2 separate regions of the Mus musculus genome follow, and region 1 is linked to region 2. Evidence: chromatin loops called from intact Hi-C (ENCODE). Cell type or tissue: left cerebral cortex. All regions are shown on one strand. Links, peaks and the distances in the headings refer to the core of each region. The heading gives the core; the rest is flanking DNA. Region 1 overlaps Myt1l (myelin transcription factor 1-like). Region 2 overlaps Myt1l (myelin transcription factor 1-like).

Region 1 (15,758 bases), core at 4,383-12,382, 58 kb after region 2:
TCCCTCCTGCATGTGCTCATGTGTACCTCTGCCTGTACTTTTTATGCTCTGGTTCCTACAGACCTCACAGGGCCTATGGAATGTGGAGAGTGAGAGAGCTTGTGCTAACACGAAATGAGCTTATATGGACAAGTGACCAAGAGCCATCCGTGATGTCTAGCACCAAGCTCTGCCCAATTTCCGTGCCTTCCCTTTGAGTTCTAGGAGAGCTGTTCAGAGAGCTGGAGTCAGGAGACAGTACAACTACCACAGAAGACATGCCCTAAACCTGGACTGCGAGATGTATGTTCTAGCAATGGGTGTTCAACGGCAGGAAAAAGTCAAGAATAAGGATGAATGAATGTAGTGGGAGGGGAGGAGGGAGAGGAGGAGGAGGAGGAGGAGGAGCAGGAGCAGGAGCAGGAGGAGGAGGGAGAGGAGGAGGAGGAGGAGGAGGAGGAGGTAGTAGAAGGCAGTACTGAGTGCTAAGAACACACAGTACTGATGCTACTGCATGGTCTCCCCCATGATTGGGAGCTCTCCCAGGTATGTCCCGAAGGCAGAGGATCATGACGATTCTGCTCACTCCAGGGCTCTGTTCCTATTCTACCTCCTGGAGAGAAGATCAAGGATCCTTCTCAAAGCTTCTAACCCCTGGATGTTGTGACTTGACCAAAGACTGCTAACTTAGGGGATCTGGGCTTAGAAGGACAGGTATCCTCTTCCTAGGGACACTCTAGAAAGTGTTGTCCACTGTGGGGCCTGCCAGAGAATAGAGAGCTTTTCTCATCTGGGAGTTGTCTGAAGAGAAGTCTGAGAGAATAGACTGCATGAAGAATAGATGAGCTTACAAGGACATACTAAGAAACAAGCCATAGCAGAAAGAGTAGGAAGGAGGACTTGCTGAGACCTAGGGCTCCAAGATCACGTCCATCTGTGCCCGATACCTTCTTCCATGACAACTTGGAATGCCTGCCCCTCCTGTATCCTCTCAGGGAGAGCAAGAAGTAGACCACATTCCCAAAAGATCAGAAATGTGTAAGAACTCAGATATGCTGCTTGAATGCTTAGTTCAGAGAAAAGAGGACTCAAGGGGAACGCAGACACTGTCACAGATATATCTGAAAAGCAAATCTCAGGAGGAGAAGGCAGACCTGTTGCCACTTGCTCACAGGGGCTAGGCCCCTCAGAAGAGTATTCCAACCTTGGCTGACTAGCACAGAACACATCTCCTCTCCTGAAGCCACGAGAGGACAGACTGGCAACTTCAAAGAAGTGTGAGATCCCCACAGGGTGGTTTGAAGTGACACCTGCTAGTGACCTCAGAGATCTTCTCAGCTGAGCCCTGGACAGCTGACCACAGCAAATACTCATGTCTATCTGTGGCATGCATTAGAAAGCCCAAGGATTCAGGTGACTGAGCATAGATGGATATAGAATCCTTTTACAGGCATCTGGAGGAACACCCACTATGAGGGAAGTTAGTGGCTCTGCCTCTTTGGTCTTCTCTTCTAGGAATTGACCTCCAATGACCTCTAGGGTAGTAGTTCTTAACCTGTGGGTCACAACCCCTTGGGGGATCATATATCAGACATCCTGCATATCAGATATTTACATTACAATTCCTAACAGCAGCAAAGTTACAGTTATAAAATAACAATGAAATAATGCTATGTTGGGTGTTGCCACAGCATGAGAATCTGTATTAAAGGGTTGCAGCATTAGGAAGGTTGGGAACCATGGCTTTAGGATAAAGTCTTCCCCCTGCACCATCTGTGGTATCCCTCTCTGGCTTCCAGATGCAAATGTGAGAAGCTGTGTCCATCTGTCCTCTACTTTCTATGATGTAGCTCTCTAGGACAAGGCTGAGTGGTAACATCTCCCACCTGGTTCCATTCATTCCTCTTGCTACACTGGCACTCAGGACCTCTGGACCAAAGGGAGGTGGGAAGTATAGCAAGACCTCTCCTTACCAGGACTCACCAATTCCAGGGAAGTCACTAGGCTCTTGTTTTCTGACTTGCAGACCTAACCTGAAGTGCAGATGATATAACCAGACCAAATGTTCTTCCTGCTGTCTACTGGACTGCAGGGAATTCAGGTCATGGCACAGCTGTCTCCTCTATAACTAGGCCACATCCTGCTTCCCCCCTGGCTTTCTTTCCAGCCAGAGCCTTCACTGTATATCTGCTGGAGATCTTTGCTCTGTGAGCCGAGTGTGCTATCCTTGAAACTACCTTTACAGGAGAGGTGAGCTGAGGGCCATTCTTCCATGAAGCCAGCACACTAAGCAGTGAGGCTGTGTCACTGAGTCCTGATATGGCTCCTGGTATCTAGGTCAGGGGTTGTGCTGGGCTAGAGGGCTCAGCTCCTGTTTTGAGGAAAAAGGAATTGACTCACAATTTGCCATGTGGATGCTAGGCTGTAAGTCATGTCTGTCCAGTCCAGGGCCTGATTTTCTGCAGAAACCCTACCTAGTCTTTCAGGCTCATTGACTTTGTAGAGCTCACAGCACTATGGAAATACAGACATACCCAGACAGGCCTACTTAAGTGTTGAAACATCCTGTTCTCAGAGTGGATATATTTTTTTTAAGTCTTACATCCATCTTTACATGCATACCAGCATATAGGATTATAGTTAGGGCCACAGAAGTCAGGGGTGTGCAAGTTTAGATCTTGTTTTGATTTTACTTTTTAAGATCAGCTAGTTTTTGAGATCCTTGCATTTTCTGTAGCTAGTGACCTTTGGTGATTGATTAGAGCCCACCTAGTGTTCCTTGGGCAGAAAGACACCTGTGACCTCTAGAGTGATGTAGGAATCATCTTGTGATGGTCTAGATAACCATCCAGACAAGCATACCTTCAGACCACAGTCACCATGCTTGAAGCAAGTTGTCTATATCCTACCAGACCCCTGTTCTTTTTCCTGACTCAGAGTCTGCCTTCCCTCAGAGAGGATGGAAAGAAGCATACAGGGATTTTTCCCAAGATGAGGAGTGCCCACCTGTGTTCAGCTTGAGAATCAAGGCATTACTCACCATGCTTGTGTGTGTGTGTGCTCACGCGCATGGGAGGGGAGCAAGTGGAGAGGAAAGAGGGGTGCTGATAGGGAACATGTACTGCTAGCAAATATAAGAAGCACAAAAGCATATATCTGGAGAAAAAAATGATAGGGAAACGGAGGAACCCAGGGGAAGAGGAGCAAGCCCAGGTAGAAGAACACATATTGGAATATAGATATATGCCTAAGAGTGTTTATTTAATACAGGTTTAGGAGGAGAGCCAGGACAATGGGAGTGCTGCCAGGACCTGGAAGACTGGTATAGACATATCCATCTATGTCTAGGCTCTCCTCATTGTAGATGATGATGACAACGTTAAAAGTTATGGGGTGGGCAAAGAGGGGGGACCCTACTTCAGCAGAAGAGCAACATAAGGGAAGAGGGTAGCCTGAACTACAGCCTGCTGAGTTGCAAGGAGACTCTCCAAACCCCTGGTATAATATTAGGGCGACATGGGCACTGGCAGGAGGGACTCTCAGGATCAGATGACCCACATCAGGACCAGGACCTTGGAGGCACTCTATCTTGGCTTGGGGCTCACAATGTCTATTCTTATACTTCCCCTTCCTATCAGGAATTCCACTGTTGGGAGTTTGGCTCTAACATCTACCAGGCTACTCTGAATTGCCAACTACCCAGTCTTAACAAGCACTCTGTCCTCAAGGGTACAACAGCACATCTGGAGAGAGGATCTGTCATGAAGATGCTGGCAGGAGGTCAGGCAAGGAGGGGCAGGTGTCAAAGGCAGTGGAGTGCAGGGGCTCAGGGTAAGGGGAGGTGAGAACTTGGAGAGCAGGACTTGGGTAGCACTAGGCTTTTCTGCACATTGCAGGATCTATGTGCAATAAAAATTGGTGATTAAATATAGATATTCCCATTAATGCAAACATATAGGCACAGGCGCTTGCTGTACAGTCTTCACTGAATTCATTATATTCCATTAATATGAGAATCTCAACTGTTCTGAATAAAAGAACATGTTGTGGGTTAGCTGACATGGCTAGCACAAATATTAACAGCATCTTTATTTACTGACCCTTTAATGACTTTGGCTACTCTTAAGATAATTATTTCAAGATGTGCCTGTCCCAGTATGAATATTAACAGAAGTGTCACCTGCTAATACCAAAATTATGCCTCTTAGGAAGGGAATCACGTTTTTATAATGATTTGTCTTATGTAAGCTATAAGGGAAGAATAGGTATGACAAGGAAGTGAGGGAGAGAGGGAGAAGGAGAGGGAGGGAGGGGAGGAGGGAGGGAAGGAAGGGCCTCCTGCATAACTGGGAATTCTCTAAGGAGATAAGGTTGTAGTGGTAACATGGTCAGTGCCTGTGTGGAGCAGGCCTCAGGGCTTCCTTTCTACTCAGGATGCTGGCAGATGCCGCCAGCCTGAGAGAAGGCTCAGAAACCTCCTGCTGCAGTGGGGGCGTTCTACATCCTGCCTGTTCTGTGCACACTGTGCCAGGCTAGGCCTGCCCTGAGGCTGCAAAGGGAAGCAGGAAGAGGGAGTGAGTTGCTATGGCAACCTGGTTGCCAGGCTCCCAGTTTTCTCAGTCATCCCCGTGGTGCAGACTGATTCTACAATGTGCAAGGTTTTTGTGTTTTCTTTTAAAAGCGAGATCAGGTTCCTAGGTGCTGAGCAGCCAGCATTTAAGAGATGGGGAGGTGCTCTAGGGGTAGGTGGCCTCATGCCCCAGGGAGGGTGGAGGCATGCCAATGAAGTGGGCTTAGCTCACTGCACGTTATAAGGAGCGTGTAGAATGGGGAAAATGTACAAACACAGAATCTGTTAACAGAATCTTGGGCTCTGCAGCCTCTAGACAGCGAGGCTCCTTTGTAGGCAGGGCAGTCTCTAGCACAAAACTAGGCTTGGATTCATTTAAGTTCAGGTATGAACCTCAGCCCTTGCCTTTACAAGTTTCCATAGAATCCTAGATTCTGGGGCCTCTAGACAAAGAGGTCACCCTGCAAGATAGGACAGACTGTGGCACAGGCCACCATGGTATTGTCTTGGTCACCTTATTTCAGAGATCAGAGGGCATACTTGTGTCAAGTGTAGGTCAAAATCACTTGGTGCACTTTTCTTTGCACATAACACGGTGTCTTATTTAAAGCATGTTCACCAGAGTCCTATGCTTTGGGGTGCTAGAGGACTGCCCTATGGTCATTTAAAAAAATGGTCCAGGGAACCAGTAAACAGCCTTCTGGAAAGTACACTGGGAGGAGGGTCTCCTGAAATACCAGGTCTCATCTTCTCATCAACCTGATGAATCACTCTAGGCTTGCCCTTATGTGTTGGTTCTGTGTGTATGAGAGTGAGTGTTAGTGTGTGTTTGTGTGTGTGTGTGTGTGTGCACCTATCTATGAGTCATATATTCACGTTGTGTTTATATTTGTGGCATGCGTATATATCATATATGATATAGTATGTATATGTATGTAGTGTGTGCATGACACTACATATATACACAATTAAACATGTACATGTGACATGTGCATGCATGTGTGTTCATATGTGCAAATTGGTGTATGCATCATGAGGGCAAGTGTGCATGGGTAAGTATGTGTGGCTTTGACCACAGAGATATAGTATGTCTTTCCTGATCTACAAGTTGACTGTAAAGGGAGTACTGCACTCTGGAGATGGAGGGGATACAGATACGAAGTTCCTATTCAGCCAGCCTGTCCTCTGTCTCTTGTCCATCAGGGAGGAAATAAGATCTGGGTTGGAGACCATGATGCCTCTCCTGGGGGTAAGACCATACCGGCCAGACCCATTATAGAATCTAAACTGTTTTGCTCTAGGGGGACCTATGTGTTCATACAGATCAGCATTGCCTATTGGAGACAGAAAAGGAGTCCAGCAATACTTTTTCCTCTGGATAGGAAAGACTGAATGAACATCACATCTTTGTGGAAGGCAATGTTAGCAAATTTATTCGAGTGCAATGTTTGCCTTGGAAAGTTATGACCTCCAAGAAGTCACCTTTCTGTGACAGTTTGATGCTTGTGAAACAGTGTGCCTAGTGTGGAAGCATCCACTCCCTTTCTACTTCTTTCACCAGCTTTCCTGCCTTACCCACTCTGCCACAGGCCATAGGATGCCAAAAGGGACAAACTTAAAACCAACTGTGTTACCAGGTATCCATGGAAGAGGAGCTGGACACCTGACAGACCCACAAGAGCCACCTGGAGCCAGGAATTTGTCTACCTACCGAAAAGCAATAGCTTTTCTTGTTTCTTCACTGTGTTAACACATTTCTCATGTATATAACAAAGCTCTAAGAAAGGCCATGAATTTTACAAATAGAAAACCAGCTGAGCTGAGCAATGACACAGATATTTAATCCTAGTACTCAGAGGCAGAGGCAGGTGGATCTCTATGAGTTCAAGGCCAGCCTGGTATATAGAACGAGTTTCAGGACAGTCAAGGATATACAGGAAAACATTGCCTCAAACAAAAATAAATAAACCTGTTTAAGATTTATGAAGAAAGAGGCAGTGGAGGAAGAGAGAGAAAGAACCAGATAATTTAAATGTTCAAACGAAAACTTTCATTTTGCTCAGACAACATCCCGAGTACCAAAATGACCCTTAAGGTGTTAGAAGGACTTGGAGCCACAGAGCAGGTTCTGGACTGGCCACCAGTAGAGTTACTCTAGACTGGCTGGACTGAGTTGTCTGTAGCTCTCAGGCCATGGCTCCCTTTGCTGCTGCTGCTACAATCTCCAGCCTCTGCAGAGGAACGGTCACATGTCTATCTGTTTGGCCCTACAAGAGCCTTGTGAAACTGGGGGCAGATCTTATTACTGATTTTTCTAGATAAGAAAACTGAAATCCAGAAAGCTTCATTAACTTGCCAAGGCCCATGTAGCCAGGGAGCACTGAGTCTGAGTTCAGGATCTCTGGGTCCCTTGTTCTTTATTATAAAATGATGAGTGTCTGGGACAGCTGAGCTGCTGGGCTATAATGCCTAGAAGGCCGTTTTCTCAGTCACCTGCCCTCATCAGGCTCAGTGCAAAGCAGACATGGAAGTACCTACTGGCTCAGCTAGGTGTATAGATGAAGTGGTAAGGAATACTTTATAAAAAGAATAGCAAGCAAGATGCCCAAGCTATCTTCCCCTGAGCGCTCTGGGTCTGAGACTGATATATGAGAGTCCCAGACACTGAAGTGACAGTACAGCTGAGACCCACAGGAAGAATGAAAGTGGGCTTCGTATGAGGATATCCTGTGCTGTGCATTATTGACAACCAACCAAGGTGGTAATAGTTCAGGCTCTGGAAAGTGCCAAAGGCAGGCTGAGAAGTTAATCTGTTATCTAATAGAGTAATCCTGAAGCCAGGCCAGAATGGTTTCGAATAAGGTAAGGAAGGTGGAAGCCAAAGACAGAGTTTCACAACGATGCTAACGCTGAGAGAAGGGGATCTGATCCACAGGGGAGCAAAAAGTGCCTCAGTTTCTATTATGTTCTCTATCCAAAAAAGGAAGAGAAATGAAGCTAGAGTTCAAAGTAGACAGAGAAAGAAAGATATGACAGAGACTAAAGATGATCAAAATATGCCAGTTGGGAAACGTTTCTGAATCTGGGGTGGGGTGGTGGCAAATGAGGATTTCATCTGCAGTGAATTTGACGAGCTGATGGGCATTTTTATTTGATGATTTTAAACCTGATTTGCAAGTCTGATATAAGAGTTTTAAAATTGTACCATATTAGACAAGAGTGAGAAAAAGACATATTAGGAAATGGAATTCTTTTATCTTTGAAATATTTTGATCTTGGTTGTTGAAGTTTCAAATGTAGAAAGTTTTATTTCAATCCTTGTTGAAGATGGGTTAAAATTCAGTTTGTTAATCATCTTGGTGTACTAATTACCATTTTCCCCTGATACCACCTGTCTTCTCCCTCCAAATGGTCTCAGGGCTTTTCCAACCTGTTACTCTGTCACTCTGAGCTGGTTCTGGCCTCCCCGTGTGGCAGCCAGAACTCAGTGAGCTAATGTGCACAGTTCTGTGGGCATCAGATGGCGTCCAAGCACTGTGCAGACATCACGGGGTTGATCCTTATGACGATCTTAGATGACCCATCTGATGTAGTGCAGTCGGCCAGCACTGCGTCGGCCAGCACCGCTATCACTTTGCAGATGGAAAGGAGAAAGTGGGAAGCTCAAGGGCTTCAGGGCTGTGATGGCCAAGCCAAGGTCTGACCTCGGGAGTCTGCATTTTGGTCTGTGCCAACCTTGGATCTGCTTACTGTCCCACTGTGGCCTTCAGCTGAGCAACTTAAGTCACACAGATGCTGTGTGTGTGTGTAAATGTGCAATTTCTTTCACATCACACATATTCAGATATACCTCTAGGCCTTCGAGTAAATCTTAATAAAGCAATTTAAATATCTGGACTAAAATTTTAAAGGAAATACTCAGAGGGAAAAAAACAGTAGTAGAAACTTTCTCTACTCAGTCTCAGCAGCTACTCTCTTTAATGCCCATGTGGCACTGCAGCTGTTTCTGTGGCAACAGCTCTAGTAATGAATAGAAGGAAGAAAAAGAGACATTCCCTAGGGAGATGGCACAGTCCCCCAAGGCCACCCAAAGACAGGAATCAGCCACAGTGGCGTCATCCTGGCAGTGAGATTCGACAGAACCACAACTCAGCTGTGAACAAGGCATCATCATTTGTGAAAAGAATTCCCTTGAGGAAGGCCAGAGTACATAAATCAATTAGAAGTGGCAATCTGACCATCCACTAAGTTCCACTCTGTGTCCGTTATCGTTATGTGTCCACTCTGTGCGGGTTCTGGGTGCAGAGCACTGGGCAGCAGGCTCAAGTCCTCAAGTCAGGAGTCCTATATTCTACTGAGTTATCAGAGACATTGGCTCACACATGTGAACCTAAACTAAAAATAATGTGTGTTTAATCTAAAATAAGCAACAGAGCCAGACACCCAACAGATAATATTTTTCAGTGTTGGGTGACAGGCTCTGGGATGTAGTATACACCCAAAGCTATTTGGTCTGATGTGTTTTAAGCAGAAAATCTCTGACCTGCCAGCCATTTTCAACCTAGGAAATATCATGCAAATGATGGTAGGATGCAGGGATCTATTGGATAATCCTGTAGGAAGATAAGCAAACACTCAGGGACTCTCAACCAAGATGCAGGATGTGGAGGGAGGACAGAGGGCAAAGGCAAGAGGATATTCAACTCACCCCAAGGTAGAGGGAACGTCCAAAATACTTGGAATTTCATTATACGGCTCCCCACAAATAACCCAGCTCTTAAGACTTGATGAGCACACATGAATGAATTTCACTGCAAAAAGGTCCCGGTGGATGACTCTAGGAAGTCTTGGCTTCCTGCTCTGCAGAGCCGTTCAGGTCAGCTACTCACACAGGAGGATGAGTCATGCTGCACTGCTTCTTCACATTTTAGAGACTGATTTCATTTTGATAGAGATATCACTCTGTCGATTTCAGGTGACACTGGCTACCTTGTTTGCATATATACTATACGTGAAGGCCTGGGCACAACGTTGAAGGGCAAGTAGGTTTTCTTGATGGACAAGGACATAGCTTCCATTCCAGTGTTTGGTCTAAGAGTCGAGAATGTCTGTGTATCCTCCATTCTTTACTCTGCAGCTGCTGGTCCTAGTTCAGGGCTGAGATGTTATATGGCAGCAGAATATGATGCAACATTATTTTCTGTGTGCTACCCTTTTGTCATCTCCTTGTTACACTGTATCTGGGTTCCACTTGATTGCCATCATGGCCATTGCTCTATTCTTTGTCCCAGAAGGTAATGCCATTGTGATGCCCATGATTTTGGGTCCATTTCCACCCAGGCAACGGAATCTTGGTGAACCTCCTTCATAATATTTCTAAGTTTTATCATTTAGAAATAGCTACAATCCCAGAGACTGACCCATCCATTATTGTTCTCAACAGTTCTTCAAAATTATCTGGAGACTCAAAAATTGAGTTCTACAATGAGAATAGTTTCATTTGGCTCATTAACTTATTAGTCCTTGGACTTCTAATGATAGGTTGAACATAGGGGAAAGATGACCACATGTACAGACCCTACTTCCCAGTATGTGTCATGGGCTGCAGATGTCTACAGAGCAAGAGGGCAAATGCTGTCTCCTGGAAGAAGCCAGAACTCTCAGGAGAATGAGTACAAGGTGATGAGAGAGGCAGCTGACAGTAGAAATCAATCCGTTGTGCTCTTGTTGAAGGGTTAGATTACTATCAAGAGAAAGCTGTAAAACCATTTCAAGGATATATGACTGCATGGCAAGGGTGCAAAATATATCATACCATTTCTCAGGGTTGCATACAATTTAAATGGTTAATTGAAGAACTAATGGGTACTGGGAGTTCCTTACTATCCTTCATACCTACAGGTAAAATAATCTGAAAATATGCACCTGCCCTTCTGTATGGGGGCATCACCTTGACTTTCCCTCGTTCCTATACCCCACATGCATCTGGCAATAAGAGATTTAACTCTAGGTGGGCATTAGTCACAACAAAAGCTCAGATTGCCAGGGTTTGATCTGTTATTCCACGAGCCAACCTCCACAAAGACGTTCCTTTTCACTCCCTCTACCCTATGGTTTTGATGGTAAAATGTTAGTCTGAGAGAGAATCACAGGGCAGACTGAGAATACTGCCGCATTCTTGTTCTGTCTCCCCAAGATTGGTAGTCTCTTGTAGTTTTTGACTCTTAAGAGAGTCAAAGGTCAGGGCTGGTGAGATGGCTCAGTGGGTAAGAGCACCCGACTGCTCTTCTGAAGAGCGAAGTTCAAATCCCAGCAACCACATGGTGGCTCACAACCACCCATAATGAGATCTGATGCCCTCTTCTGGTGCTGTCTGAAGACAGCTACAGTGTACTTACATATAATAAACAAACAAACACAAACAAACAAACAAACAAATAAATAAGAGCCAAAGGTCCAATTTAAAATAAATAAACAAACAAACAAACAAACAAATAAGAGTCAAAGGTCCAATTTTGGTTTTTGGAACTCAGATTGACCCACATAAGCTGGTGCTTCATCAATACCACTTGTCTCCTGGGCCCTTGTTCCCAGGGCACATTTGCTCCCATTGGCTGTCCCCCTATTCCACTGCCTACTTCCTATGTCCATGAAGATCCTTTGCTTTCCCACCACAAGAGGAATATAGAAAGCCACATCAGGCAATGGGACCTTTTCCCTGAAAGCTTTCCTAAAAAGACTGACAATCTTTTAGTGGATCCAACTGCTGTTATGTTCTAGGACTTTCTCCTAACTCTCTGCACTGGCTTTGTTGGTATGCTCTAAGTATGAAGGCTGAGTCCACCTGTGGTCTCCCAGATGTCTGAAACCAGAGAGGGAGGGACTTGGATTATGTACTATGACAGGAAGTCTCTTAAAAACAGGTACGACTCATGAATCCCAAGAGACAAGTCAGACTTCTGCTGCCATTTCTACAGCCCAGATGAAAACACCAGTGCATCTATGAAATAAATGACTACCTGTAGTACTAGTCATAGAGTTTGTCAACCTGACTCAAACCTAGACACCTGAGAAGAGAGAATCTCAACTTGCTTCCATCATACTGACCAGTGGGCATGTTGGTGGGATCATTTTCTTGATAACTACCATCTCTGGGCAGGGAGGCCTGGGCTGTATAAAACTGGGCTGTATAAAACACGGTAGCTGAGAAAGCCAAGGAAAAGCAAGCTAGTAATGAATATTTCTGTGTCCTCTGATTCAGTTCCTGCCTCAGGGATCCTGCTTGAGCACCTTGCTTCCCTCAAAGACCGATCATAATCTGTAAGCTAAAACAAACCATGTTGTCCCCAAGGTGCTGTTGGTCAGTTTTAGTACAGCATAGGGAAAGCTAACTAGGACATTATGTCACACCCTATAGCATACTCGTGGTCAGGATCTACCCACAAAAGTCTCAGCCACAGAGAGGAGCATCATGTATCAGCCATGCAGATGAGGCAGGAGCCCTCACCAGTGACACCTGCAAAAGCAACACTAGGCATCAGTGTTTCTGTTCCTCACACTGCCTTCTTAGAATGAAAGCTTTGGTTATGTGGTCCTACCTTATATAACCACAAAGGGAAGAGACTGGAATCTCTATTAAGTAGAAAAGCACACTGCAAGACTGTAACTAATCAAAATATCAACATTTGATTATGAATATTTTCCTTTTCTTGCTTTATCATTTTTAATTTGTATTAGTTTTATATTCAAGCTTCATTTAAAACTTCCTTGCTTAGTGAACAGTGCATTTTTCTCTCTCACATATGTCAGTATTTAGTAGTTTTATACATTGTTTTAACTAATTTTCAATTGTTGTGGCCAAACAACATGACCAATGCAACTTATAAAAGAAAGTGTTTAATTTGGGGTTTATGGTTCTGAGGGCTAGAGTCCATGGCCACCATGTTGGGAAGCATGGGAGCAAGCAGGAAGGTGTTGTACTAGAGCAGTAGCTTAGAGTTTACATCTTGATTCTCAAGCAAAAGGGAGAGGGAGAGGGGGAGGGGGAGGGGGAGGGGAGGGGGAGGGGGAGAAGGGGAAGGGGAGAAGGAGAGGGAGAGGGAGAAGGGGAGAAGGAGAGGGAGAGGGAGAGAGGGAGAGGGAGGGGGGATTGTATATGGCATAGGCCTTTGAAACCTCAAAGCCTGCCCTCAGCAATATGCCTCCTCCAACAAGACCACACCTCCCAATCCTTCCCAAATAGTTCTACAACTGGGGACCATGTGTTTAAATATATGAGGCTATGGTGACCATTCTCATTCAAATCACCACCTTCCACTCCCTAGTCCCTATAGACTCATGGCCATACCATAATGCAAAATGCATTTAGTCTAACTTCAAAAGTCCCCATAGTCTTTCACATATACTTTGTGTATTTTTTAATTCTAATCAAGTGAAGAGTAAAGCATCACCCATACTTGACCACAGTAGGACAACATGAAGGATGGCTGCAGATGAAATGAGAAGGAGCCATTGATGCTGTAACGGTGCTGGGGTTAGGGTGGGTTGGGATGCCCATATGAACATGCCTAACTAAACTTCCACACAGGCTCCTTGCTGGCTATGATACTGAGAGTTAATTTAGATCTGAAGATTTACTTCAGTGACTATGATGTGCTTGCTGATTGATCCCTGGAACTCATGGTAGGAGAGAACTGACTATTTCTTCTGATCTCTTCATATTTCCCTACACACACACACACACACACACACACACACACACACACACACACACACACACACACAAATAAAATAAAAAAATAGAAAGCTAGATTAAATATGCATATTTGTATTCTAAAATCTATAAGTATAACAAACAGAAATGAGAAATGCCATGGGCATCACTGCCCTTTTCATGCAGAGCTGTTTCTACAGGAAGACATTACTAGCCGAAGCAAGCTCCAAAGGAGATATTCAAGATCTGAGTGGAAGACTAGCTTCTAGCAAAGCCTAACCATTCATCAACACATGTACTAATTACATTTTCTTACTAGAAGGGTGCCTGAACCTTCTTCCTACAACTTCTTAGCTTGGGTAAGAATTTGGTACCTGTATCAACACAATAAAGTTGGATATCAAAACCAAAAGTAAAAGAACCGAGCTTCACGCTGAGTTATGAATTACTCTCTTATAGGTCCTAAGCAGTGATGTTTCCAGTTATTTTTCTATGTAGCATACAAGGAATCCCCTGAGAAAAGTAATACTATGAAACGCATGTCATACTCGGTTCCAATCTGCCTGGAACAACATAAAAACAAAACAAAACAAAACAAAAAAACAACCCTTGCTGGGCGGTGGTGGTACACACCTTTAATTCCAGCACTCGGGAGGCAGAGCCAGGTGGATTTCTGAGTTCAAGGCTATCCTGGCCTACAAAGTGAGTTCCAGGACAGCCAGGGCTACACAGAGGAACCCTGTCTCGAAAAACAAAAACAAAACAAACAAACAACCCTTACTCTGTTTGCCATTCACTAGTTAGTGTAACAAAGACATCGAGGACCAAGATGGCAAACAATGAATAAGTTAGTCAGCTGCAGAAATAAAATGCTCCTACATTGTGACCAAAATGTAAAATGACTAAGGACAAGGTAACAGAGGCAGTGGGGCGTGACTCCCACTTGATCTAGGTGGGTATTTACATTAACAGATTTGTGCTATGTCGTTACTGGTGACCAAGAGCTCCTGAGCCTTTTGCTTTTACCTGCCGAGTGCTGGGATTACAAACATGGCTTAGCACTATCCTTTATGTATGCAGCACCGAGGAATGAACCCACGCCTTCATATATGCTAGGAAGCACTCTACAAACAGTGAAATCCTCCAAAAATTAACTAAGAACTCTGTCTTCAGGCACAGTAGCCTAATTTAAGTGGCTTGTGTCTACTGTGTGGGACAGTGTACAATGAACCGTCTGTCATTCCAGAAAGTTCTATCAAATTGTAAATCCACCTTATCAGAAGGTATTTGCACTGAATTTTCCTTCACAAACAAACAAGCAAACAAACAAACAGGTAGGACTATCATATCAAATCACCTTGTAAGATCAGGATGCTCATCGTTTCTTTTTATAGGAAACAGGATGTTTACACATATCAACTATAAATAAAAAACAATTTATGAACTCAAGGGACTCGGGTAATTTGAGAAGGAATCAGATGAAATCCAGTAGTTAGAAGAAAGATCTGCAAAAATGTGGCAAAGGACGGGAACCCGTGCTATGTAAGTATCCTCAGACTGTCATCCTGGGAGAGCACAGGCCATGGGAAGAGTAAGTGGTTACCATATCAGACATGCACACAAGTCAAAGCCAGGAGTCCTTGCTTCCCCATCCTCTCATGCCTGCGAGCAGTCTCTGTCCTGTCTGTCAAAAATTTCCAATTCAGAAAAACCGAAGAGAACCATGGCCTCTCCTGAATACGTCAGGAAAAAAATATTCTCCAACAAGCCTGTCAATAATTTCCCAAAGCGAACATCTACTTCATTTCTAATTTTGTTCATTTTACTCTGGATAACTATAAATTAGTGAAGTTTTTACATGATAAAACCCCCAGATTTACAATTAAAGTCCAGCCTAACTAAATGCCTACAACTGACTAGGCTTTCTGTCCTCACTCTGCATGGGCTGGCATCTGGTATAGATCCAAAGTCCCTGGAAATCTAAAGGCTTTTGCTTTTCAGAATTACCCCAGAGGAGCCATGGATGAGATAAAAATAGGCTCACTCCTAGAAAGTAGAAAGGGCTAGATCTAACAAGCAATAAATTATGAAGAACATTCAGATACCTATGTGTCACAAAAGGAAAATGCCTAGCCCAATAATCACAAAGTGTGTGTATGTGTGTGTACATTGTATGTGTGTGTATAAATCTATAGTATGTACTTATAACGATAAAAATCCAAATATAAGTGAAATACTTCTAAAATACATAAAATTAAAAGGGATAGGATATTGCCATATGGCTAATACGCATCAAATAAACTATATAATTCCAATACCCTTTTCAAATAAGAAATAACTAATGCCACTTTTTTCTTAGTTTGAAATCAACGAATTATCATTGTAATATCATTCCATAGTTTTTGATATCTGAATTAAACACTTTCTAATTTCTGCACGAGGAGTGAAGTGTGCCTCAAGGTCTCACTCATAATTTAAGGTACTCTCCCAAGTTTG
Region 2 (15,758 bases), core at 4,734-12,733:
CCCACAAACATGCATTATACACAGAGACACAAAAAAATATAAAAAAGATTCTGCTGAACAATCTCTCCTGCCTCAGTTTCCAGCTTCTCACTTTTCCTTAAAGGTCACACTAAGCATTTTCTTAAAACAGTTACACCCATCCATCTACCTGTCTATCACCCATCTACCTATCACCCATCTACCTGTCTATCATCCATCTACCTGTCTATCTACCTATCACCTATCTACCTGTCTACCATTAATTTACCTGTCTATCATCCATCTACCTATCATCCATCTACCTGTCTATCACCCATCTACCTATCACCCATCTACCTGTCTATCATCCATCTACCTGTCTATCTACCTATCACCTATCTACCTGTCTACCATTAATTTACCTATCATCCATCTACCTGTCTATCATCCATCTACCTGTCTATCATCCATCTACCTGTCTATCATCCATCTACCTGTCTATCATCCTTCTACCTGTCTATCATCCATCTACCTGTCTATCACCCATCTACCTGTCTATCATCCATCTATCTATCACCTATCTATCTGTCTATCATCCACCTACCTATATAGTGCTATCTATCCTTCTTTCTGCTCTTTCAGCAATTACCCACTCACCACTCAATTCATTCATCCACCTACTTATCTACCCACCCACCCTAGACAGGTAGATGGATGGGTATAACTGTTTTAAGAAAATGGTTAGGGTGGCCTCTAGGGAAAAGTGAGAAGCTGGAACCTGAGGCAGGAGGGATTGTTCAGCAGATTTTCTTTTTTATATTTTTTTGTGTCTCTGTCAAATCACCCCCTCATTTTTTCCTTCCCTTCCTCACTGACCCATCTCCCGCACTCACCCTCCTGCCCACTTATCCAGCCACTTAGCCATCCATCTACTTCCCCTCCCTTCCCCCATTGTGTCTGTGTCTCAGAGGATGACTCAGAGGAAATAGTGGCCAGCTTTTCAGCTCTGCACAATGAAGCATGGTGGGGACTCAGAGCCAGGGCCATGACTAAGGAACGAAGGGTTGTGTTTTCCCAGCAAAGTTCTTACACTGGATCCCTTCACACACTTTTTGATCATCATCTCCTTCGTGTGAACACTGGAGGCTCGTGGGAGTCTAACATCTCCAGACTGGCCTTCGGGTGAGTTTTCTGATGGGCGAATTCCCATTTCCCTCTTATAAGCACATTCCAAGTCCTTCCATCTGGCCTGCAACCTGTTTCTTATTCCACAGAAAACATTTCTTTCTGGTGCTGATACTCAGGCAAAGAGACAGAAATACTCAGTGAAGGCGTGTTCTAACACCTCCACCCAGTGAGGGTGCTGAGACACCGTGAACAGCGGCTGTCCCACTGCCCGCTCCCCTCCCACTATTCCTGGTTCATGACATCCATTTATCGTGTGGTCTTTCAACCATGCAGGTGTTTTCAATATAGAGCCTCATGACAACCTCTGAGTCAAATGTCATCAGAGAGCTTGAGTCAAAGCCTGGGCCCAAGCAACCCCCTCCCTTCCATGAGCTCACCTTCAGGATCCTGGTGGGAGGTTTAGGCTTAAATACAGGACCGGAAACAATGTATAACTAAGGGGTCCTAGCCAAGGTGTGGTCCCACCCCTCAGTGATCCAACGCTGTCTTAGCTCTGTTTTGTGTTTTTTGCAAGGTAGGCTGACAAGTTGTCAGAACTGTGTAAGAGCTCTTACCTGTAGACAAGCCCCCTGCCCCTCCCCTGCTGCCAGGCAACAGGGCCTCAGCCTTTCTCTTACCAGCATGAGATTCCTGGGGGGAAATTCCAGCTCCTGGGGATCACTGTTTGAATTGTCTCACAGCCAAAGGGAGGGGCATGCATCCCTCTTTGGATTCTCACCCTCCACTTTGGTACCTACCCTCTATGCAGGAGGAGTCCAATGCTTAGAGCACAGGGCTCCACCACTGGTACCTACTGCCTACTGAGCTGCTCTAGTCTTGCACCTTAACCTCCCACCCCCCACCCCCCACCCCCAAGATTCAGAACACATCTTAGTTTCCAGGCTCAATATGGTGTCGTGATCCTTTCTCTTGCTCCACCAAACTGAACTTGGGCTCACAGACAGGCAGCTTCATTGCCACAGCTTCCAATGCTGTGACCCCGTCAACCTTCTCCCTTTCTCTGGACTTCAGTTTCTCAATCTGTAAAGCAAAGATGGCTGCTACCCACAGTCAGTGAGCATTAGGTGGCCAGATATGAGGAATCTAGTTGATCCTGTGGGCTGTGTTGAGTAAGGCAGTGAGCTCTGAACACATTCTCCCTGAGAGCCTTCTGGTGTAGGCTGGATCTTGGTGTGGGAATGCCTGAGAATCCTTAGTGAGTCAGCCCCACCTGCTGCCCTGACTCCCAGGCACAGTTAGCCACTATACAAACTATACAGCTTACCAGGAGAACAGGGCTCACCTTAGGTGCCCAAGGCAGAGAAGGTGGAAGCTTAGCTCTCAGCCTCCAGGGAACCATAGACAAAGTAATTAAAACATCAGAAATGTTCATTCCCATAATCCTGAGCCAGGAGGAAGACTGGTTCTCTCTGGTGACTCCCCCAGGGTAGATTCTCTACCCCATTCTTAGAATCCTGTGTCAGAATGGACACACTTTCTGCTTGGTAAGGACAGTGAGGGATTCATGCTGCACTCCAGGCCCAACAGGAAGTGAGGTGCAGCTGGGAATCTAGCTAAGGAAAACTCCACAGGGTTCCCATTGTCAGCAGAGGCAGGAAGTATTCAACTTCTCCATTCCATAACCCTATTCCAGGACTCATCTTGGCCTAACTTACCTATGAAGGGGTCCAAGAGGACCATACCCATCAAATGGACGTTCTGCTACTGCCCACTCCTGGCTCCAAGAAATGAGGGGTTGTGGGGGGTGCTGGATGGCATTGGACAGCAGACAGTAGACAGTTGATTGTGAGCTTTGGCAATTCACCATGTCAGATCAGTCCCAAATATAGGATGGGCAAGGCAGGGCAGAAATTGGAACCAGAAGGGAAGAGATTTCAGGTTCCTAAAGTCCTTTTATCTCCCTGGGAAGTAAGCTATTGGCTAGCTCTCAGCACCTGAGAAACAACACAGCTTAAAAGATAAGCAGCCATAGCTGTCTGCTAGTCTTAGTGCATGTCTATCTTTCTGGATACATAGGAGTCTAAAGCAGAAAGATTGCTTGAGACTAGGAGTTCAAGGCCAGCCTAGACAGAACAGCGGGGTCTGCTTGCCAAAGAAACAAAACACCACTTGAGTGCAAGGTGACCTGCAAGTGGGTGGACCCAGCCCATGGGCTGGCTTAGGCCCTTTTGCAGTCACAATAAGAAGAATGTGAATGGCCACCAGTGTTAGGGTCAACACATGCCTCACTGGAGGCTGTGGCTTTGAAAAGCATCATGCATGCATGCACAAGCATTGGGGAAAAGCCAGGGGCCTCAGCACTGAGTTTGCAACCTTCTGTGAATTTATCATCATTTCGAAACGATGCTTATTAGGGCCTTAGAAATCTAAAGTAAATTAGCAAGAAGAATTCTTTCAATCTTTATGTTGTAAAAAAGAAATGCTTTTTTAGATAAGCACCATGTAATATAGGCAAGATGGTTATTTTGACAATAAAAATGGAATACAATGGAACTGGAGAAGGATAGAAAGGGGGAAAGTATGGGGATGTAGAGAGAGAGAGGGGACTTGCATCCTGGAGTCTAGCTTATGGGGGGGGGCTTACATCTGGAAGTCTAGTTGAAACTCTACAATTCCAACACAATTGGTAACATTTGCTGTGAAGGTTGTCTACATAGGGACAATACTTGCTTCCTACAGAGCTATTTAAAACAGTAATGTTAAAACAGCTGTAGACAATGCTTAAGGGTTAAGCATATAAGGCACACTCCCTTTTGTAGCTATAAACCTGCAATTTTCTAGAAGTCTCACCAGAAATTACATTTATTGTAAAAAGATATGCCTTTAATCCCATTGGGCAGCCTAAGGCTGATAATCAGATTGTAATTATATCTAAGAGACTTCCAGAGCCACAAGATAATCTCACTTTATCAAAAAAGAACAACAGCAACAACAAGCTCTCAGCAACCTGTTAAGATGTAACTTGGGAGCCCCAAAATGGTGTTAAAGGTCAGATCTGAGTTTGGAGAGAGTTGACTGCTATTTCCAGGTTTTACGTCTCCTAATAATGATTTAGATAGAGACACATGTATACTAACAGGAAAGGAAATAGTTTATTAAGAGAGAGAAACATTTCCAAGCCTGAAAATGGGCCAGAACTAGAGCTATATGCAGGTTCCAAAGAGGCCGAGCTGGGGCCCTGAGATCTTCTGTGGGTCATTTCGATGCTAAGTGAATGCTCTGCAGACCTAGCTCATCCCAGATCCTACAGAAGATAGTACCCATTACAGAACAAACAACTTTATCAATCAAGGACATTTACCAAATCCATTAGTGGGGACAACGAGGAGGAGGGTTACAGCCAAGCAGGGGAAACCCTGCTGCAGATTTTAGGTGTTCTTTGATGGCATTCTTAGCTTTTGGATTGGTGTAAACTAGCAGCTTGCTAGAAATACACTTTACAGTTCTTGGAAGTCACGAGGATGTCAGGTCAGATACAGGGGTGGGTGAAAATGGCTTCCAGGGACTAAAAATAATCTATCTCTCTACAACACTTAAACCCACAATGATGAAGTCCAGCCATCTGGCCTTGTAGAACATTTAACATGGATGCCACTTTGTACCTGAGTAGAGAGGTCTTTAAAAGAAAACTCCTCAGGCCACTAACATTTTTGGGTGGGGGGGGAGGCTGTCTCCTGATACACAACCACAGACAAATCCACAAGGTAAACTCAGGCTCTGAGAAACACAGAAAAGCCCACATCTCTCTAGATTAATGATTTTTCACAAAATGAAAAGGAGCTTTGAGCAGATTGCTGAGCTAGTAAGGAGTATTGTTGTAACTCTCCAATGAGGATACACGGCAGAGTGCCCAAAGACCCACTCCCAGGCAGGCTGACTCTCCAGATTATCACTCAGGTTGTCACTGAGTGACAATCTTAATTAGGTCCTGCCTAGAGTGAGCCTGTGATCAGCTGACTGGGTAGATACTCTAAGAAGAGAGTGGGCAACTACCACTCCCAGCTGTAGCAAAGCCCTTGTTGACTTGGAAGTGCCAAGGTGGCTCCTGGAGGCAGGCTTTCTAACATGTCAGGGGCTTTTGTCAACATCTCGAGATATCTGACAGTTTTACCAAAGGATGCCAAGCACACAACCTAAGAAATGGGACTTAGCTAGCGGCATGTCTCCCAGCTAAAAAACTAATGAGATTATTGTACAAGAAAATTTTAGAACCCTTCTTTGTAAATCAACACAAGTTCAGAGAATGCTCTTGATGGTCCCACAGCACGCAGTAACTTAGGAGCTTTGAGTACTGGACTCCAAAGCTCTGCTCAGCCAGGAGTAGAACCCAAGCTTCCTGCCCTGTGACTGCCAACAGTTATCATCTTGCAGTGAGGGGTCAACAACGATGTCCCTTTTCTCTCTGAGTTCAGAACCAAAACAAGCTGCAGCCAACGCCTGCTCTGATGAGGCCAGCTTCCTAGCCCTGGACAAAATGGCCACTCAGAACATAAGAATCGTTTTATTTATGAAACGCTAAGAGTGTGCCTTGAGATTGATAGGAAATTGAAAAGCACCTGGAAGGCATCCCTGTTTGGAAAAGAGTGAGGAGCAATGAGAGTGAGCTCCCAGACCAGACTGTACGCTTTAAGATAGCCAACCCTCTGCACCAATAATAACTGTAAGGGATATACTCCCTTTGGGCAAATTATTATTTCCCTTCCATCTCTTTATCCCTCTCTCCCTCCCTCCTTCCTTTCTGTGTTTCTCCTTTCCCCTTTCCTTTTTGTATTCCTCAACAGGTCTCTAACATCAAACTCACATTGTAGCTAAGGATGGTCTTGACTTCTCATCCTCCTGCCTCCACTTCCTTGGTGCTTAGAATTACAGTTCTGCATTCCCATGCTCATTCGTCTAGTGCTGGGAATCGAATCCCAGGCTTCACACATGCCACAAAAGAGCTCCACCAACTGAGTTACCTGCCTCGCTCTTCTGTATCACTCATGTGTACAAAACAACGATGAGTTGGCATTTCTGAACTCCTGGCTTATGGGTCAGTCATGTTGCTGACATCAGGCTGACATGGCCTGCTTCTTTTAAGATACAGGTTTCTGACATCACATTGCCCATGGATGGTCAGTGTTAGAGGCAGGGGGATGCCTAGGTGCCAGTGTTTCCCAGAGATCATGCCAGAGGCCATGTATGCCCTGCCATGGAACAGATGCCCTTGATCCATAAAGGAGGTGAGAAACTTATGCCATTCCCTTCAGATCTTCTTGATGTGAACTTTTGTTCTGTGAGGTGCAACCCAAGAACAGAGTACCTCGGAGAGTCCCATGAGTCCCATGTAGAGATTTTACATTATAGGAATAATTCATTTTATTATAGAAAATTCAGACAGTGTTCATAGAGACAACAGGGTCTCCCTGGATTCTTCTGCACCCATTTTGGCTCTTCAGGCATTCACAATGAATGTCAGGCATTCTAGCTTCTAGTCCTGTCTGAATCAAACTCTTTAAACAGGATATTTAAGCCAGTTGCATTGGCCCACACCTTTAATCTGAATAATGGGGAGGTAAAAGGTGGATCTCTGTGAGTTCAAGGCCAGTCTGGTCTACATAGTGAGCTCCAGGACAGTCAGGACTACATATCAGAAACCCTGTCACAAACAAGCAAACACACAAGCAACAGAAAAAAAAATCCAAAAATTTCTCTTAGCCAAACAGAGCCAAATCTGGACTGTTTATTACAAAACAAACAAACAAAACATCGGACCTGGGCTGGGCATATATTTCGGTTAGTAGAGGGCTTTCCTATGCTCTAGTTTTATTTCTTGAGTATCTAGCTTTTGATACAACGGGCTCATGACCCTACCTTCCCTTAGTGTCAGCCAGTGATGGAGGGAGGCTGGGGCCAGCTGGGCCAAGCTGCTGGTTACCAAACAGAGGAGGAGCTTTATAGTCAACTGACTGTGCTTGCTTTTCTCAGGGTCCTGATGCAGCTTGCTTGTCCCTTTCAGAGCTGTCACACCATGGGTAGGAACTGCAAAGCTCCTTCTCACACAGACTGAAGATCAGAGACATCCTTCCCCACCCCGGACACAGGATGGTAAGGCGAGAAGCTCAGTGTTTGCCTTCAGGCTTCCAGGGACACTGGTTTCTTAGCATAATGGAGTTGGGCAGTGTCCAGATACACACACATACACATACACACACACACACATCCATTCACATACACACACACATACATTCACATACACACACACAAACACACACACAAACACACACACACATTCATACACACACATACATTCACATACACACACACACAAACACACACACACACATTCATATACACACATACATTCACATACACACACACAAACACACACACACATTCATACACACACATACATTCACATACACACACATACATTCACATACACACACACAAACACACACACATTCATACACACACATACATTCACATACACACACATACATTCACATACACACACATACATTCACACACACACATACACACACACATACACATACATTCACACACACACACACACACACACACACACACACACACACACACATACATTCACATATACACACCAAGCTTCTTGCTCTCTCTTCAGCATCAGCCAGCCTTAAGCCACTTCTAACTTCTACCTGCAACTGCCTTCATAGGACTTGATGGCACCTGCTCCTGGGCTGCAGCCACACAAGCTTCTGCCAGAACTGAGCTGTTTCCCTGCATCTGTCTTCTTGGACTGCAGTGAGCTGGCTTGGTTGTGTGCCCCGAGAGCAGATCTCTGTACCCCTTTCTACTAACTCCAGGTCTCTGTTTGCTCCCCACAAGCCAAGCAATGTGTCTACCCCTTTGTCTAGAACCACCACCATTTCCTGAGCCCAGGCTCCGCTCTCACTAGCTGCCCATGATCTCTGGCTCAAGGCTCCCACCCCTGCATCCTCTGAAACATCTGAAGAATATTTCTCAAATACACACATTGGTAAAAGGACCTTCCTCTCTGGAGAATGAACGTCAGTGGGCTTGGGGTAGATGAGAAAGGACACTTGATGTCTTTCCCTTTCCAAAGCCAGAACCGACCCACTGTGCCACCACTCCTCTGCCATCACTGTCTGCCTTCCTGCTTTGTCCCTGACCTGTTCCCTCCAGCACCATACGCAGGCAGACAGCTGTCAGTTATAAGCTACTATGCCTCAGTAGCAGAGGCAGTGAACACAGGAGCTAGAGACAGCTCCACACTGCCCCCTGGAGCATGGAGTCCAGGAACTTCTTTCCACTCAAGGAAAGCCAGAATTTTCTTTCCTTTTCATTTTTATGTGGTTTTGTTTGCTTGCTTCTGTTTTTTTTTTTTTAAGAGTAGATGTAGAGTTGGAATTTATTATTAGGAAGAGATTTTTAACCAATATTTAGGCACAAGCATTAACAAAAGGAGTGGTGCTTAGGGAGAAGATGGGACATACCCAAGTATGGTTGAAGGCTTCTGAAGAGAGTAAACTTACTGTGAGCTTCTCCGGAGTCTTAGCAGTAGCTGGATGTATGCTTTCAGTGTGTTCTGAAGTTACTCGCTAGGCTTTAAGGTCCCAACTAACCTGCCCTCCCCTTCTCTTCTTTTTCCCTTCTCTTTCATTTCACCTTTTCCTTTTTTCTCTTTCCATTTCCCTCCCTTGCACCCCATCTGTAGTTTAAGCTGACCTTGCACACACTATGCCTACACATGACCTTTAGCATATTGTCTTCCTACCTCTACGTCCCAAGTCTTGGGATTACAGGCATGCACCACTGTATACAGTTTACACGGTGTTGGGGATGAAACCCAGGGCCATTCCTAGCTTCCTAAGGCTAGCAGCTGCCATGCAGCTCCTCTGGAACCTTCCCTTACTGAAGACACCTCTGCTGTTCACCTGTTCGAGTCCTTCTGACAGAAGCAGTGATGGTGACCAGACGCGGGGTCCAGTGCTCCTAAACACACATCTTTGTTTGCATTTTATTAAAGAAAGAACTTCATTGGACTTACGGGTTCCAGAGGCAGAGTCCACCAGGGCCCGAGAAGCACAGCAGCAGGCAGCAAAAGCAAGAAGCTGGAAGGTCACATTCGTAACTGAAAATCTGAAGCAGAGAGAACAATCTGGAAATGGAGTGAGGCTCTGAACTCCCAACGCCCGTCCCCAGTGACACACTTCCTCTGGCAAGGATACACCTGTCAAAGGTTTTACAGCTCCACTACCTGGGACATGTGTCCAAATATAGGAGCCTAGGGGGCACATCCCTCCTTTCAACCAACACAGACCACATAGCAGGACAAAGAGAAGACAGCTGTGACTTACCTGAGCCCATGTCGCCTCTTACGTCCAGAGAGGTGACTGGTAATTCCATGTTCCATTTCCTCCCTCCTGTTTTCCTTCAATTACTAGATATCCACCACTAGGCCTCCCCCATGTAACCCACGGGTTTTGCTGAGACTCATGTATCCTTTGTTTCCATATCTTGCCTTGATGAAGAAAAATAACTTGAGGCAGCATAAATGCTATAAGTAATATTACAGAGTAGAGTGGGAAACGGATCCCATGCAGTTTGGAGAAGAGAAGGAAGAGGACCTTTGGAGCTCTGGAGCAAGGATGGCCGTGTGTCTGTGTGTGTGTGTGTGTGTGTGTGTGTGTGTGTGTGTGTGTGTGTGTGTGTGTTCTCGTGCACTCACAATTAAAATAGAAAGACAAAATGCAATGCTTGAACCTTTTCTTGGCACATAGTTAAATTGCATGTTGGTTAAGACCCTGGTTCCTCTGTGTAATCTTACTTAGTTCAAGCACTACAGGGTCTGTCTGTCTGTCTGTCTGTCTAACTGGGAAGAGGCAGATGTGTCCTGCTGCCAGAATATCAGGTCAGTCATTGTGACTGGAAGAGAAGCCCGGTCCTGGCTGTGCTGAGGAGGGGCTGGGAAAGGCTGCTGCCCCTCCCAGGGATGAGGCCAGCTAAGGAGGTGTGGCTGGGCACTCAGCAGGACCCTGTGTTATCAGTGCCTATTACCATGGTCCAAGAGTGACTGCCATTACCTGCTGTCAACTGTCAACTGATCTCCTCACTGCCCTGCATCCTTTGTGCTTGCAAAGCTGTTTTAACACCTGTGGAGGGAGGGACATCTGCTGTGGCCACAGACTATGGCTTTTCCCTTCATCATCCCCAGCTCTTGTGCTTAGGTATTGTGGTTATAAAAACCAAAACTTGAAGCTAGGCAATGGTGCATATGCCTTTAATCCCAGTCCAAGGCAGGCAGATCCCTGAGTCTGAGGCTAGCCTGGCCTACAGAATGAGTTCTATGGTAGCCAGGGCTACACAAGAAAAGAGAGATCCCCCCAATATATAAATATTTCTCACATGAAGACACACACACACACATGCATGTGTGTTCGCATGCACAATACATGCTTAAACCATTCTCCTTGAGACTTGAGACTGGAAAGTCTAGGAAGATTGGGTAATCTCAGACAAAAGGCTCTGGGACACAAGTAAGGGAAACCACTGTTTGCTGTTTGTCCTGCATGTGCTATCCTACTCAGAGGTGCTGTGCTGGGAGCAATGGCCTTTCAAGGGCCCCTCTTCTGATTTTCTAAGGGCAGTGGCCCTGGACTATTTTCCTGCCTTATCTTCCTGTTCTGTTCTTTCTGGACCCACAGCAATGCCGTGCTTTGCCTCTGGGTTACCTGTGTGTACTCAGCCCACCCTGATGCTGCCCCCTGGGCTGTGGCCACTTACTTGATTTACTCCACCTGGTTAGTGCTACATCACTTCTGCAATGCTCTGCAAAGTGCATTTCTCAGATCTGTCTACTCATTTCTCCATCATAGGATTTTAGGATTCTTTAAAATCACTTTATATTTTCAGAATAAACACCGGGGACCAGTGAGCTTATCTTATTTTTATTTTCTAAGATTCTGAACTTTATTTGGATAGTTTTAAATAATGACCTTGCTTCTAGAGTTGCTCCAAGGTTGGCTGACCTGAGACACTGACAACTGCCTTTCTATTAGCTTTATTTGTTCCAAAAGACAGCAGTTACTAGAACTCTACAGGCAGGTCTGAGGCAGACATGAAGGACCCTAGGGAAAGGGTCACTGCTTACCTGCTGGCCCTGGAAGATCTGAGCAGCAGCTCCAGGCACTGTCTTGCTGCTGCCAGCTGTCCAAGAAGGAATCTGCTGGAACGGGGTCTGAGGAGCTCGCCTGACTTGTGTTTAGCAGCAGAAGCCACCGCTGGGAGCGAGTTTCCAGTTTAATCAAAATTACAGGAGCTGTTTTCTTATATTCTATGTATTGTGCATGTTATAGGAGGCTACTGTGGAATTTTAAGCTGCAACTTTTATTAATGGAATTGGATAGTGCATGTGTTACATGTGAAGGTCCAGTTATATCTCATAGGTGACTTCTTGCTCAGCTCCTGGCTAATAGTGCTCCTGGAAAGTAGCACTCCATCCTTTGTGAGCTCCTGAGTTTGATAACCAGTAACAGCCAGGTGATGTCATGTGCTCTACTATGTATAAGAACAAAGCAGTCCTTTGAAATGAATCAGCCAGAAGGTTGCAATCACACAACCAACGTGGGACATTTTGTGAAGTGACCGTGCTGCCCCCTTGAAGCCTCTGTGTCCTGGCAGACACATGGAACTGTAGTGATGGGGAAGCACAATGGGCAGAGCAGGTACCTGACCGACTATGTGATCCCAGACTGCATTCCAGGTACGGAGAACCTGTGAGAGCCCCTTCAGGATATGGGCCTACGCTCACCAACAGCAGTGCTGTTCGAAGCGTGAGCGTTGCAGAAGGATGCCAAGCTGTTGGGAGACATCTGCACCTAAGCAACCTCAGGTCCTCGGCTGGATCTCAGCTGGGGCAGGGGTGATAGTAAATGAGATAAACGGTCCTCTGGGAAGCACAGCAAGCATGATGCCCGGGGGTGCGTATCCACACGTGCCCCAAGTTCCAGCCTAATCCCACAGTGCTGCTCCAAAGGCAAGAGACCCAGGGTGGGAGAGGGAGGCGGAGGGCTCCAGGAGCCCAGATGGCACGCTCCAGTGAAGACTCAGACCCATTAGAGATCCTTCGTGCTACAAACGTGGCAACACCTTTTTATTCAGAGTAAGATGTGTTCACATCAGCATGACAAAGTTTGTACAAAGTTCACAATTTAAAAATGAAGTATCACAGCAACTTGTGATTCCACACATTTATAGCAAAATTAAAGTGTCAACAAACCCATGCCGTGTAGTACAAAAATAAATCAAACTTCAGTTCCACAGAGAGCACAATAAATAGTTTATACAAAATTCTGTCTTAATAAATGATTACTTAAATTAACTTAGAAATGAATATGAACAATAAGTTATAATAAATATGCTCTGATGACTCACAATAACCCCATGTGGAAGGTCAGCATTCTAACATGTGACACTTTGTGATCCCTATATATAGTCACAGATAACTTTTGATTTGATATTATGTACCACCGTTACATGAGCAGCAGATTTGTGCTTAGAACCCCTCTCCATTGTACATAGGTGATAACAATAAGAATCCAAACTGATACTACCTATTACTCTACTAAAAGCATTACTACATTGGCCAAGAAGCTGCAGACAAGACGCGGTGGGGAAATGCATGTGCCGCTATGAACAGAGGCCCCCCGGGTGTGGGCCTGGGACCATGTGTATGGCATCAGGTGACAGTAAGCACCTTGCTTCAGCTCTCAAAAGGCAATTCTGAGCATGGCAGCTACAACTAATCGCACAACAGAAAGGGGGCGCTGGACAGAGAAGGTCCTGCAGAGCCCCAAGTAATTACATAATCTTTTCCCCAGCTAGTTATTAAAGTCCTTGTGGAAAACTGTAAGCTTTTGTACAGTGAACAGTATAAAGTGCCGCTGGGATATTCTTATATTTATACATATATATATATGTATATATATATATATATATATATATATACCGAGGTTGAGTATTGTATCAGAATGTTTGTCGTGAGATCCCTGTAGTCTCCCTTAGTAACCGTATTGGGTCAGCCTCGAGGGCCTCCTCTATAACTCATCCACTTCAGTGTCACAAGGCGACTGACACAGGATTGCACACCTCCGTACGGATATATAGGACAAGGCGAGTGCAAAGAGCCGACTGGCACATTGTGGGGACAATGACCCTGTAAGTCCTGTTCTGCTAAAAATATTTTTTTTATTATTTTTACAAAACCCATCCTTTTTTTTTTTATTTCATAACAAAATTTTAAAGTACTTTTGTACTTCCTGCATAACATCAAGACATGGAAGAGAGAGATGCTACTAAAAGGAAATCAAGTCGACATCGGGGAACACAACACATTGTCAAAGACTACTCAGAAGGGGCGCAGCAATCAAAAGTGGCCGTATGCATACATATAGTGCAGTCATTTGGGATGAAACCATCAAATTTCGAAGGTATCGACAAATCTAAGATGATCTAGTTTAAAGCAAAAAAGTGCCGCAGTCTATTTAGTTACTTTAACATCTGATTGCACTCTTTCTCAGGTTAGGTCACCACGAGTCACACAAGGCTGTGCAGACGCTAGAGTCAGCTGGACCCAGCGAGGGCAGAACGTGAACGTCCTTGGCCTTGGTGTCCAGTGTATTCTGGATAGGACCAAGGCTTATTCGAAGTCAGAGTTGGGGCAGGGAGGGGTAGGGAAGGGTAGAGCTGCTTCCCCACCCGCCCAGCAGAGAATCCCATCCAGTAACCAGGGCAAGCACAGCCGTTAGCCTTCATCCTCAGATGTGAAACAAGAATAATCAATGATGATTCTTTTTGAAAGTGAAAGGGGAGATAAATGCTTAAATTACCTGTTTGCTCAGATGGAAAAAAAACAATCAACGGCTGCTAGGTAAGCTAGATTGTGGTAACACTTCAGAGGGGCACGGGGCTCTAGGAGAAATAAGAGAAGTGTGCTCCAAAGGTTACTGAAAATGCAAAGGAAATCTTCGTGTTGTCCACCTCTGACAAGCTCCTGTCTTAACGGAGTCTCCACAGTCCCACCATGTAATGTTTAGGAGTTAATTAAAAGTGCTGTTTAAGCTGCTTTGAATCTTCTGCCAAGTTTCCATGGCTTGATGTTGTCTTACAATAAATTACTTATTTCATTTCTTATAGTTAATCCATATGCCATTTCCTTGGAATGCAAAAAACCTCATTTATTGCCCCCACCATACACCATCCTCCTAAAACAAACAAACAAAAAAGTCACATAATATTTCCAAGCATTGTTCAAAAATAAAGCATTTTTTTGCAACCAATTCTTGCTATGAAACAATATGCACACAAAATGTATTTCTTAAATTCCACAAAGTCCTCCAACCTGAGGCAAAATGATAATGTCTAAAAGTGGCCAGGAGGCCACAAAGTGATCGTTCAAACCTGCTTTTTTTTTCCTTTTTCTTTTTTTGTCCATTTCAGTTCAAAATACTAAAACATTTAATCACTAAAGCATTAAAAAGAATTTACACTCTATTTATTTTCATCAGCTTACCTCTTCAGAAATATAGAGACCCCCAAATGTGCAGACAGCAGCAGCTATAAACATTACATGGCAAATCACACTATGTCAGCTTATATGAAAACGTACAAAATGTGAATGTATCCAAAACTAGTCTGCAGGTACTCTCTCGAGAGCACACAAAACCATTATGAAGTCTTGTAGCATAACACTGTTCCGACAGAAATAAATATATAACACTTTCTGGTAAGTTACAGCAGCAAGAAACAAGAGGCATCCTTTTTAAGCATGAGTCACCACTAGAGCAGCTGTTCAGACCTGAATTCCTCTCACAGCCTGCTTTATATTTTCCAGTAGGGCTTTATTTTCTGGACTCTGATAACGATCTTGATTTGTATACATTTCCGTCAAAGTAGTCACGTAAGCATCAAAATTTTGTTCATTGATTGGATCCTACGAGATATTAAATAGTAGTTCATATACAACTTTCATTTTCTGAATAGTATATTCACAAAAGCATAAAACAGTATCATAGCATAGAGCCACTGTTTCCATAATACTTAACAGGCCTACTCAGAGCACACTTAACGTTATGCGATCAGCCCCACCAATGTTTCTAGTGGTTAACGGTATGGTTTCAGGGTGGTGACCAAAAACAACCAAAAGCTGAAGGACCACAGACAATGACACAGACATCTACTCAGTGAGGTGGACTGCGGAGGCTCCGAGGCGCTCACCTACGCCTAGTGACTTACCATGTGAGGCAGCTGGATGTTGGCGAGGCTGTGGATCAGGGACTGGCTCAGGTTGGCCAACTCGTGCAAGAGCGACTCATTCTGCTGTTCAATGACTTTGTTCTCCTCCTCAATCGTCTTCAGGTTGCTCTCCATTGTGGTGATCTGAAATCACACATATGGGTGACATGTAACATGAGGTTGGCTGTTGGGAGCGTGCACACCGGCTGAGGGGACAAGGACAGAAGCTTTCTGCTCAAGCAGAGGCTGCACCTTGGGGACCTGAATTTGTGTCTTTGATTCTTTATATTTGAACACATGGTACTAGCTACAGCGACCATGGAGGTATTCTGACT

The links. A loop is a pair of places that touch in the nucleus more often than their neighbours do. Peaks named below come from ENCODE experiments on the same cell type or tissue, not always from the same donor. Only the 100,000 strongest peaks of a DNase experiment are listed, where the experiment ranks them.
Region 1: it touches region 2 in a loop (10-fold over the local background); 1 of 42 quality-filtered maps calls a loop at or near these places.

The regions. Positions count from the first base shown.
Region 1 is chr12:29,861,376-29,877,133 of GRCm38, reverse strand. All of the region lies in intron 18 of Myt1l (myelin transcription factor 1-like), which reads right to left. Among named protein-coding and RNA genes, the nearest start is that of Gm46346, 46 kb to the left of the region's middle. In left cerebral cortex, for the core only: no CTCF peak of the experiment used is centred there; DNase peaks (open chromatin) are centred at 4,527 and 8,689; H3K27ac peaks cover 3,974 bases.
Region 2 is chr12:29,919,704-29,935,461 of GRCm38, reverse strand. Myt1l (myelin transcription factor 1-like) reads right to left here. Exons shown (of 25, transcript NM_001093775.1): 24 at 15,424-15,567; 25 at 12,253-15,121. The coding sequence ends at 14,981. It overlaps Gm31939 (a long non-coding RNA gene), which reads left to right. Exons shown (of 4, transcript XR_001780596.2): 2 at 1,037-1,140; 3 at 7,145-7,233; 4 at 9,158-10,457. Among named protein-coding and RNA genes, the nearest start is that of Gm31939, 10 kb to the left of the region's middle. In left cerebral cortex, for the core only: a CTCF peak has its summit at 8,419 (motif pointing left); a DNase peak (open chromatin) is centred at 8,383; H3K27ac peaks cover 261 bases.